Linked DNA regions of Mus musculus: region 2 is linked to region 1. The links are chromatin contacts, found by POLR2A ChIA-PET in ENCODE. All regions are on one chromosome and are shown on one strand. The core of a region is the stretch at or near the end of the contact, and the rest is flanking DNA. Distances in the headings are between cores, read along the strand shown. Region 1 holds the start of Plch1 (phospholipase C, eta 1). Region 2 holds the start of Gmps (guanine monophosphate synthetase).

What was found. ChIA-PET counts read pairs that join two places held with the same protein, here RNA polymerase II (POLR2A).
Region 2: POLR2A ChIA-PET joins it to region 1 with 32 read pairs in Patski. The contact joins the promoter of Gmps here to the promoter of Plch1 in region 1. POLR2A ChIA-PET finds 5 or more read pairs at or near these places in 2 of 5 experiments (Patski and embryonic stem cell).

Annotation. Positions count from the first base shown.
Region 1 is chr3:63,895,902-63,901,722 of GRCm38, reverse strand. Plch1 (phospholipase C, eta 1) reads left to right here and starts at 2,261. Exons shown (of 24, transcript NM_001370984.1): 1 at 2,261-2,496.
Region 2 is chr3:63,972,414-63,978,234 of GRCm38, reverse strand. Gmps (guanine monophosphate synthetase) reads right to left here and starts at 2,092. Exons shown (of 16, transcript NM_001033300.2): 1 at 1,925-2,092. The coding sequence starts at 1,951.

The sequences.
Region 1 (5,821 bases), core at 1,012-3,511:
GTTGGAGAGTGTCCTTTCCAGGTGCCTCAGTTGGTCTAAACCTCTTGCAGGCAGCTTGACCGGTTTCAGCTTCTTCCAGACAGCTTTTGTGGTCTCAGAATCTCTCTAGCTTTTCTCCTCTGAGAGTCTTCCTTGCATCTGAGCTTCATTTCCTCTGAGGGGGACTCTCAACTTTTATTACTTACACAGGCAGATAGAGGCCTAATGAATCTGGTTAGTTTCAGGGACTTCCGGAGTTGTTATTCTTCTTGCTTTAGGAGTTTCCTAAGGATGGAATATATCAATCTCCCCTAGAAAAGAACTGTTACACAGCAGCAAGCAAAACACCAATACAAATAAGACAATAGAAATATTTCTAAAAGAAAGAAGGGGGTTATTACACATTCTTGTCCTTCTTTTCATGTATTTGGAATGTTGCATGGTTTCAAATTTTTAAACTTCAGTGTTACAGAAATAAACAGCACCATAACCAAGAATACATACAAAGACACTTGTCAAGAAGTTTGTGTCTGCGTTTATTTTAACCCCTGCGTCTGTGATCTTTCAGTTCCAGAAAGACAAACACAGGAGGCTAAAGGATGGATAACCATGACTGATGGAGAGTTTAATTATCTTGCCTCTTTCTTTTTTTCTTTCTATTCACCATGGTGATTACCACCAAAGAGAAACTCTAAACAGGCCTTTTTCTACACAAAGAAAAGCAATTTCGAGGCAAACAATGCTTGTCTTTTTTTCCTTTCTTCTGTATTATCTACCTATCTATCTATCTATCTATCTATCTATCTATCTATCTATTTGGTGCTGGCGATTTCAGGTTCTCAAAGCATACTTCACATTTACAACCTCAACCCTACTTAATTTCCTGTAAATTAGGTGTTTGCGATCTGGGTAAAGAAAAAAAGGGGGAGAGGACAAAGGAAGAAAGAAAAATTAGGAAATTAAATATTTTTCCTTATGAAGCCAAAAGACCTTGCAATTCCTTTTCTAAATTGAATTCTTCCTTGTAGTCTGTAACTAGTCTGGTTGCTTTTTTCTTTCTTTTTTTTCCAAGCGTCCAGGATAGCTTTCAGGATAAAGTTTCTTTTTGCCCATGATGCTTTGCCGTCACATTGTAATTGCCTCTGTTGAACTGAATAATACAAATGGGTTGTTTCTATGGTATCGGCTAGGCTAAGACGGATGAAAAGGTGAAATACTATATCTTGTGCTGAGAGGTCACTGAGCATCCCTCCTCCCACTCCCCCACTGTCAGTCAAAGAGGACTAGTGATCTCTCCAGCCTCAGACTCTCCTTTATTACTTCCTGAACAAATTCACTCATGGAAGAAAAAAAGACTTTTGTTTATGTTGTCACCAGGCCCAGACAACCCCTGCTAATTCCATGTTGCCATGCCAGAGCTCCTGACTTTCTTACTGGAGGGAAGTTTTACTTTGAATGGTACACGGAGGGTCTTGTCCTCAGTTCCTCCCAGTTAGGCTTTGAACTAACAATAGGACAGGTTGAATCAAGACTGATAAAAGCCAAGTCCTGGAATCTTGAAGCCGGATCACTCCGCAGCACGCTATTCCCTTTCTACTGTTAGTGCGCTCAGATCTCATCTTTACTCAGCTTTTGAACACTTGCTGGGTGCAAACGTTCCGCTGCCGCCTGTGTGCTCTTTAACAGCACATTAGCTTTTCCAGCCCGCTAGCGGGTGAACTGACAATTAACTGGCTTGTTAATTAATGCCAACGAGTGATATTTGGAAGAGACTGAGGGATAACAAAGCATCCTATAACCTGCACTCCCTGTTCCTCAATTTGATTTTACTCAAAATGGATAGTTGAAAATAACAGATGCTATATTTATTGGAAAGGGAGAAGGGGGGAGGGGGAAGGGGGAGGAAAGAAAGGATTAGTCGTTTGGTGTTTTATTTTTGAAGCGGTTCAAACTCTTGTAAGAACATTGCACAGTTCGCTTCCCCTGAACTCTCCAACTTTGTTCCAGCAGCGTCTTTAACCCGCTAGCCACCTAAACTGAAAATCTATCAGAGGTGTCCCTGGTCTTGGAATTCTTTGAAATTTGCTGCGAGGGAGGACAGAAGAAGATCTTTATTCCCAGGGGTTCTGGCCTATGCCTAGCAGTAGCATCTTCATAAGGGGTCCACGTCCAGTTCTTGGCTCCTGTTCCTCGATGGCGCTCCAGTCCACTCGCGCGCGCTCCAGTTCCGGATTTGCCCTGAGCTGAGGGTTAAGAGGGAGGGTGCTCCAATGTGAGCATGAGGATTTGAATGAGAAAGCAGGTTGTGGCGGCAGCGCTGGTCTTTACTTGGAGCTCCTCTGTTGGTTCTGTTGGCTGGTGTGTAGTGGTGCCCATCTTGGGCTGGGGGGCTGTTTTGGAGGAATTGGGGTTGGAGTCACACCGGGACACTAGCAGATCACTCCAGCATTTGGGAGGTTGAGCCGGTTACAAAAACTCCGAGGATCCTTCATCAGCGGGATACTCAGAGCTGAGCAGGTCAGTGCTTTGGAGGGGGTGGGGGTGGGGGACAGGGAGAGGGCCGGGAGCAGGAAGAGGAGCACCGGACTGCCTCTCCAGCGTTGCGCGAGCAGGTGCTCGAATTCTTTCTGGGCAATCTCAGCCGCGAGCACCGGGTTGTGGTGTGTGCCAGGGTGCCTCGGCCCAGGAACTGGACCACAGTAGCTCGTGAGCTCCTAATGGAGCGCGTGGGCTTTTGTGCCTGAGCAAGACCTTCCCTGCCCTGGTTGGTGGCAGAGGTCCAGCCACCGGGAGGGTCCCGCATCGCGGCGGAATGATCCCACAAGACCTCCCCTGGCTCTGGCCGCCTGGAAAGCAGTTCTGCGGTCCCAGAAGCGCGCCCTTAGTTGCCGGTGCGAGTCTTACTGTTCAAAAAGCTCCGGGCATTAGGTGCGAGAAGGATTTACTCCAACTGCCCTTTCCTAGCGACAAATCATGGGTTACCGAAGCGACGCCCGGGCTGTGAAGGTGTTCTCTGCGCCTGCGCGGGATACCATGGCAACAGTACCGGGTCGGAGACGCCACTTGAAGAGCAGAGCTGTTTTGCTTTGCTTCACTGTGGAGCCCAAGTCTTTCTCTAGACTTTTTGTTTGTTTGTTTGTTTGTAGCTTGGAATCAACTTACGATCTCATTTTTGTTTTTTAAGAGTTTAGCATTGAAGTGATAGCCAGAGGTATGAAATAAAAAATATATAACTTTTTTCTCTCTTCTGTCATCATTTTGATCATGGTAGAAAAATAATGCTGAGAAACTGCTCATTGGAGCATTCAAGTTACCTCCTTTTATCCTGTGAAAAGGAAGATATGAATAAGACTTTATTTCCTGGTGCGGCTTTTTTAAACAATTGTATTAAGCTTGGGTTTCCACAGTGTGCAGACGACATCGTAGCTCCTGTGTACTCTGCATACAACCTGTTTATAACGTACAGAACCTGATGCTCTCCAAATGAACTAGTGTGTTAAATGCCGGTGAAGGGAAGCAAAGGTTCTCTCTGTCAACAGAGACGTTGCTTTTTAAGATGTGGGTTGCTTACTGCTGGCATTATGATCTTGTTCAGAAAATGAATGTTTTAAGACGCATTATTGCAGACTAGTCTTTCTTAAGCCGTCTGTTGACGACTTAAAATTGTGTCTTGAAAAACCTCTTCCCGTCTTTTAAGTTTCATTTGTTTGCACCCAGGGGAGCATTTGGTAAGAGTACAAATCTCCAGCGGTTTCTAGTGGGTGCTATAACTTGTTGTTACTATGTTTTCTTAGACTGCATCCCTATTTCGCAGCGCGATCGAGAGCTACTTGCTATGTAAATAAACTGATTAGAATTCAGATCACTGTTAATAAAAGTTTAAAATGGAGTTGCTTTTCTTGGGACCAAGTAGGGCTTAAAATAACTTGAGTGAAGTAGCTTAAGGATTCTGCATCCTGGTTTTGAACACTATGCATTCCAGTAAGACGAGTGTTTATTTGTACCAGGAAGTTAAAGATGATTTCCTCTAGTGCCAACAGCAAGCTGTAGTCAAAGACACCAACATACTATTTTTCACATAGTCTGTAAATAACATCCAAGTTAAGTTTTCTCACCCATCCTTTTTCCCATCAGTGTCAACCTTGTGCAACTTGTGTAGCTATAATGTTAAAAAACAACAAAACAAACAAACTTTTTTCTCTTGAAAATTAGAAAAACTTTATTTTCAGGTTCAAGTCCTTTATGACCCTGTTTGGTGGCTTGTAACTGTCTCCAATTCCCTAATTCTCAGTGATGTGTGTTCTACTGGTTCCAGGAGGTAAACTGTGGTTTTAGCAGATCATGGAATAATGAGATTGGGAGTGCCTGGAGGAAGGCTGGGAAGGAGACAAAGGGAGGGGAGGTTGGGAGGCAGAGTGAGATTTATAGTGGCTTGTAATAAAACGAATTATCCTTGCTTCTGTTTCACATAGTTTCCACTTCATTGACTTCAAGTAAATTTGTTTTGAAAAAATTAGTCTCTTGTATAATTATAAGAGATAGAGTTATAAAAACAGAGGTGATAAAGGTGATTTGTGTTAGGATTCCTTAATATAAAGCACTGTGTGTGTGTGTGTGTGTATGTGTGTGTGCGCGTTGCTAGGGATTGAACCCAAGGCCCCACTTTTGCATGCTAGGAAAGCACCTTCTATCAGGCTATATGCCCTAGCTTTTGTGAAAATTCTTAGTGTTTTGTATTTAATTTATTCATTCAGTCAACAAATATTTATGGAGAGTTTATATGTAAGGCAAGATGAATAAATTCAGTTTCTTGGCTTCAGTGACTTAAGAGTTCTGGGTTCTGGAATAAATCTAATGCAGCCTCTGGTTTTCAGGGTGGCAATACTATCTTTGGTGGGTTTTTTTGTTTGTTTTTTCCTTTTTTTTCTTTTGTCCCCTAGTGCTGGAAACCAGACTCAACTTCTCACTTATGATATACAAGCATGCTACCACTAGCTGCACCTAAACTGAAGCCTTTGGTGTTCTTAAGAGAATTGTTAATTAATTTGGCCCTAATTAGATGCCTAGAATCAAATAAATGGTTAACATCTTATTAAAAACTGATTGCGCTTTTTTTTTTTTTTTTGCAATTTAGTTAAGTCTACCCTTTGTATGTGTGTATTTAACATTGACACGGCCCTCAAACTTGTAATCTTGGCAAGTGCAGTGCTTACTGTGGGAGAAACCAAGAAGCCTCAGCTCAGGTTTCCCAGGGGAAGCTAGGTGAGTACTTCTGCACCCCTTTGTTCTGGTTCCATGCGTCATGACACAATGAACCTGCTGCCAGCTTCCTTCGAAGAACAGAGTTGGGCTTCATGCTTGAATAATTATGACTATTACTTCTCTGAGGAGAAAAAAGCATAGATACAAAATTATGAATGGATGAAGGGAATATACCTGGAAAATTTAATTTTTAAAGTAGGGTAACATTTAGTGAGTCCAGACAGTGAAATCCCTATGTTCACTAGAAGAGCTCTACAAAATCTTGACCATGGTTGAGAGACATTTCTTCTTGCCATTTCTTAAACAGAAGGGTAGAGAGGATTCTGGTCCCTTTTTCTTCACCACTTCATGCATTCAATAATGATTATAAGATCAGAGATGTGCTGAGGAACGCCCCCCCCCCATTTGCTTATGGCCCTTTGTCTAGGAAAACCAGACTCAGCTGTGAATTGTGGACCAAGTGGTGCAGAACTCATTACTTTGAACAATGCCTTCCCTGCCTGCAAAGTGTGTTACCTCTTCTCCCTAGCAGGGGCTTATTCCAGACTAACTGTGTTCACAAGGAAAATCATTTAGACAC
Region 2 (5,821 bases), core at 843-3,342, 77 kb before region 1:
CAAGGGCTGGGTTAATGGCTCTGGGGTTATGAGCACTGCACTGCCTGCTCTTCCTGAGGATCCAGGTTCAATTCTTTGAACCCACATGGCAGCTCACAACTGTCTGTAATTCCAGTCCCAAGGGATCTTATGTCATTTTCTGGCCTCCATGACCACACGGGCACGAACATGTGGTACACAGACACACTTGCAAGAATAACACCATAAATGTACGTGTGTGTGTGTGTGTGTGTGTGTGTGTGTGTGTGGAGGAGGCTAGCCTTACACTGATGTATGTCTTCTCACTGACGGTGCTGGAATAGCATCTGTGATGGTTAATCCTAATAGGCCAGCTTAAGAATTACTTTATTACTTTTATTAAGTTTTTTTGCATTTTATTTTTAAATTCCTTATAACAGTGTTGTGCCTATATGTTTGTCTGCACCATTTGCATGCAGTGTCTACAGGGACCAAGTGAGGATGTTGGATCATCTGAGCTGGAATTACAGACAGCTGTGAGTTGGCCACTCTACCACATGACCTTGACATAAAATTTAGCTATTCACCTTAAACTCAAATAAATCACAATGATCAAAAATATCATCTTAAGAAAATATTGAGCCGGGCAGTGGTGGCACACGCCTTTAATCCCAGCACTTGGGAGGCAGTGGCAGGCGGTTTTCTGAGTTCGGGGTCAGCCTGGTCTACAGAGTGAGTTCCAGGACAGCCAGGGCTACACAAAGAAACCCTGTATCGGAAAAAAAAAAGCAAAATAATAATTAAAAAATGTTGAAAAAATACTGAAATAATTTTGTGAAAATATTCTTCTAGATCGCAGTAGGTTCTATAAAACCGCAGCGAACTCATCCACCATAAAGATGAGTTCCAGTGAGTTGTAAGATTAAAAATTAAAGACAAATGTACAAAACTGTAAGGTGAGACTTATTCTTCAGACCATGACAGGTGCCTAGGTTTGAAAATATAGGAGCTACCTAATAATGTTTATTCATTTGTTCAACACAGGTTTTTGAATGATTCCTACATATTAAGCAGCCATTCGCGAGTTTGTGACACTTAAGCTCCATGTTTGCAAGGGCAGAAATTATTCCTGGCTCTAGAACAGCTATCCAAAAGTTTGGAGTTTCATACACCCGAAGAGAAATTTAACCAGATTGCTAAAGCTAGGTCACAAGCATGCACAAGCGTGATGTACACCTTGCTAAAGTAAATTATATTCCAACACCGCAGTTTCTCGATGACAAAACTGACTTTGTGAAGGTCAGAAAGCTCTCCAGGTCAAAGACGATTAGGTCGGAAGGGAAAGGGGACCAATTCAGACCAGGCAATTAAGAACGATGTCTAAGGCTGGGAGTTGGAAGCCACAAACGGGCATCAACGGCCCAACGCTCTCGCGTCTTGGCTAACGCAGTTAACTTTTTCCAGCACCCGTGGAGAACCTGGCTCCCAAGAAAAGGCCCCAAAGGCGGGAAAATGTCCCCGAAAACTAGCACGTAATACACGAGACAGAGTGCGCAGGAGCAGAACCTTTAACTCTACCCCTCCGAGGATGGCGGGAGAAGAGGGTGAGAAGCACACCTGGGCCCAGGAACAGAAGCTGTGGTCAATAGAGTCAGAAAGGCCTGCACTAGGCTGGAAAGAATACAGGCCCGCCTGGCCGGACCGCCGCAGGCGAGGCCCCGACCCTGCCCTGCGGTTGAAGGGCCCCGAAGTCCCCAAGAATCGCGGCCCACAGCCAGGTCGCCTCTCCGCTGGAACTCGATGCTTCACTAGCAAAGCCAACAAAGCGCCTCGGATGCAATAAAGCCGCGCCGCAGGCCGGGCTGACACATGTAGAGCGCCACTGACCCGGCCGAGGGAGACGGACGGACCCCCAGGTCTCGCTCACGCTGCCGGAGGGCGGCAGAGACGCCAATCACAGACTGACCTTGGAATCTCCGTTGCACAGGGCCATCGGGGACCAACGCCGCGGGTGCAGACTGCTGGCAAGGCCTGGACGCCAGAGGCTCAACACCGGGACCGGCAGAAGCGTGAAGAACAAGAGCAGCCCGGAACCTAACAGCGGCCTCAGAACACAGAAGCGCGCGCAGGCCCTGCCTCCAGCTTCCGCCCGACCTCCTCTAACCGGCCCCGCCTCTTAGAGGCGGGACCATGCAAGCCCCGCCCTCGTCGTCACCCCGGGAAGATAACACCAAACCTACCAGAAAGGAAAGCATCAGCCATGCCCCCAGTCTGGGCAATAGAACTGGATGTGATAGCTGACAATAATTAAGTAGTGGCTACATACCACCTCAAACTTCAAGTTTTTATAAACTGCAAGATACATTTAAGTAATGGATTCACCGTGTCACAAATAGTGGCTCAATTTTTCTGGTTTTTTTTTGTTTTATTTTGGTTTTGTTGTTTTTCTAAATAAGGTCACTCAGCAGACCAGGCTAGCCTCAAAGTTACATCCAGCTGCCTCTGACTCCTAAGTGCTAAAATTAAAGGTGTGTGCCATCACCTCTGTTTTTTAACAATAAGCTGTAGATTCCTCAGAGAGCCTACCTTGTTGAAGAAATTATATTTATTTGATTGCCTGTTTAGTTTTTGTTTGTCTGTTTCTTTTTTCTTTTGTAAGAATGTATGGTAGCCAGTCACCACCTTTGATCCCAGCAATCTGGAGGCTGAGGCAGGCACATCTTAGTTCCAGGCCAGATTTTTTTTTCTTTTTTTTTTTTTTTTGGTTTTTCAAGACAGGGTTTCTCTGTATAGCCCTGGCTGTCCTAGAACTCACTTTGTAGACCAGGCTGGCCTCGAACTCAGAAATCCGCCTGCCTCTGCCTCCCGAGTGCTGGGATTAAAGGCGTGCGCCACCACGCCCGGCTCAGATTTTTAAAAATAAGGAAAGAAAGTAATTAAAAGAAAAATGTTCAGAGGCTCTTGATCTCTCTCTCTCTCTCTCTCACTCTGGTGCCAGAACAGCCAGGGCTATACAGAGAAACCCTGTCTCAAAAAAAAAAAAAAAAAAAAAAAAAGAAGAAGAAGAAAAGAAAGAAAGAAAGAAAGAAAGAAAGGGAAAAGGGAAAAGGGAAAAGGGAAAAGGGAAAAGGGAAAGGGAAAGGGAAAGGGAAAGGAAAGGAAAGGAAAGGAAAGGAAAGGAAAAAAGAAAACCCAACATCCTCCCATGGCCTCAGTGCCTATAAACACATGTACACATAACCCCCCCCCCCCCAACACACACACAATGAAATAAGAACTTTTGCAAGCAACAGCAAAAAAGAATGGCTGATGTGAAGGAAGAAGCCAGGTGTCATTGGTGTCCTAACACTTGCTAGTGCATCCCTGTGAGTTGGAGGCCAGCCTAGGACACATAGAAAAAGACAGGAAAGGAGAACTGCTGTGGATGATAAAGGACACAGATAGGATTTATGATAAACTATCAAGTAATAAAAGCTGGAAATGTTAAAGAATCATTTTCAGCTATCATAACAATAGTAAATTAGGACATGAAATATTAGTAGATGCTAAAATTAAAGAGTGGAAGATAAGAAGCAAGTTTTATTTATACTGTCACAGAGTATCTTCCCACATTATTACTTATGCAATGTAAAATAGCAAATTTTTCTGTCTTTGCTTGTTTTTGAGTAGAGTTTCACTGTTAACCCTTGATAGCTATGAACTAGACATGATCCAACTGCATGAGCCTCCCAAGTGTATATGCTACCACATCTTACAAAATTTAGCAACTTTAGAAGTGCCTCAAGTCAGCCTTTCTTGAGTGATCAATATGAATATCACAAATAGTACAGTAGGTCAGTGTCATGTCTCACTTGATGGTCTAAATAAAATGAGGAGAATGTTACTGTAGTTCTGCCTAAAATTCATAAAAGAAAGGAACATCAATTAAAGACACATTCCACAAAATAACTGGCCTATGATTATATCCAGTTATTTATTTCTTTATGAAAACAATACCTCTAAACCTGATCATTAAAGGAGACTTTTTTCTGCAATTAGGGCAGAGTTTATCCATCAAGAACATCTTTTCTCCGTGATAGTGTATTAGCTGAAGCAGTCTAAAGGCTGCCTCTACCAGGCCGAAGATAGAGTAGCCCAAAGGCTGGGACTTAGAATAATCTGTTCTAAAGGCTTTCTCATTCATACTTTTGACATGGCTTTGAGAATATCTTTTGAGGGCGGGAACACTTTGACCCTCAGAGCATCTTCAGCTCGCTGCAGCCTCTCCCTTACCTCTGTATCAGGTCTGAATTCCCAGGGAGAGTATTCTAGGTTGAAGCTTATAGCCTCTTCTAATTTTCTTTCCTGTTAACATACTAAGAATGGAATCTGGGGCTTTCATTCCCAGCCTCTGTAGCCTTTTCTAATCTTGCTTTAGCTTGCAAACAAAATTGTTTCTCTGCCTTTTATTCATTGGATGAATTACAATCCAAGCATAGATCCATTTCTCATTGCTTTAAAAAACTTTATGGTTTATAGAACCATGTAAGATTCCAGACAGCCAAACTAATTCTGAGCAAAAATAGCAATGATGGAGGAACTGCTATCCAAGACCTCAAGAAATACTATAGAGTCATAGTAATAAAAAAAATATGGTGCTGGGCATGGTTATGTAGAGGCAGGTGGATCTTTGCGAGTTCGAGGCCAACCTGATCTACAAACTGAGTCCAGGACTGCCAGAGATACACAGAGAAATGCTATCTATAAAAAAATAATTAAAAAATCAAAAAATCAAAACAATGAGGACAAACAACCACACATAGCTACAACCATCTGATATTTGATACATTAGCTAAAAAGTGGGATCTTTCACAAATGGTGCTGAGAAAACAAGATGTTCATTTTGTGTGTGTGTGGTGAATGTTTTCAAGACTTTTATTTTTTTTAATTAGGTATTTTCTTCATTTACATTTCAAATGCTATCCCAAAAGTCCCCCAGACCCAAAGATGGCCTAGTCAGCCATCATCAGGAAGAGAGGCCCCTTGGTCTTGCAAACTTTATATTCATTTATTTTTTTAAAAGAACAAAAGAAAAACTGGAAAGCATAGACCCCTCTCTATCGCCTTGCATGAAAACTAATTCCAAACGGGTGAGAGACCGAGATGTCAAACCTGCCACGCTGAAACTGCTAGGAAAAATCACAAGCAGTGGCTATATGATGTAGGTGTAGGAAAGGACTTCCTGATAGGACTCCTGTTGTCCATGAACTGAGGCCAACAATTTATAAGTGGGACTTCATGAAACTGAAAAGCTTCATGCTTCACAGGTAATGAAACAATCAAGTGAGAGAAGGGGATCTGCCATCGTGTGTGGTAGAGAACATAATGACATCCAGAACACACAAAGAACTCAAAAATATCAAAGGAAAAAAAAAGAACAATGACCCATTTTTTTTAAAAAATGGGTGTGGGATCTAAACGAGAGTTCTAAAATAAAGGAGGGGAGAGAAAAATATGGCTAAGAAATATTGTTGTTGTTTTTTTGTAAAAAAAAATCTCAATCATTTGATTTTATTAGTGAACAGATGAGATAAAATTCACAAACATCAAATTACAGGAAGGAGCCACAAGAGGGTTGAATTAATTTTTGAAATGGAGCCCAGGATAAAAGAAACTTGAGATCACAAGCCTGAGTGTAAATCACTCTTTGTGCTTTTGAAAAATATTCTGTAAACCCCAGCTGTAACTTCTTAGTATCAGAATTTCACTGAGCTTGGTTACTGTGTTTTCTCTTGGCCAAATGCTGTGGCCTTTCAGGAACCACAAGAAGCCATAGTATCTTTCTGGTAAAATTCTCCAGTAAACTAAATATAAGCTTATTGGG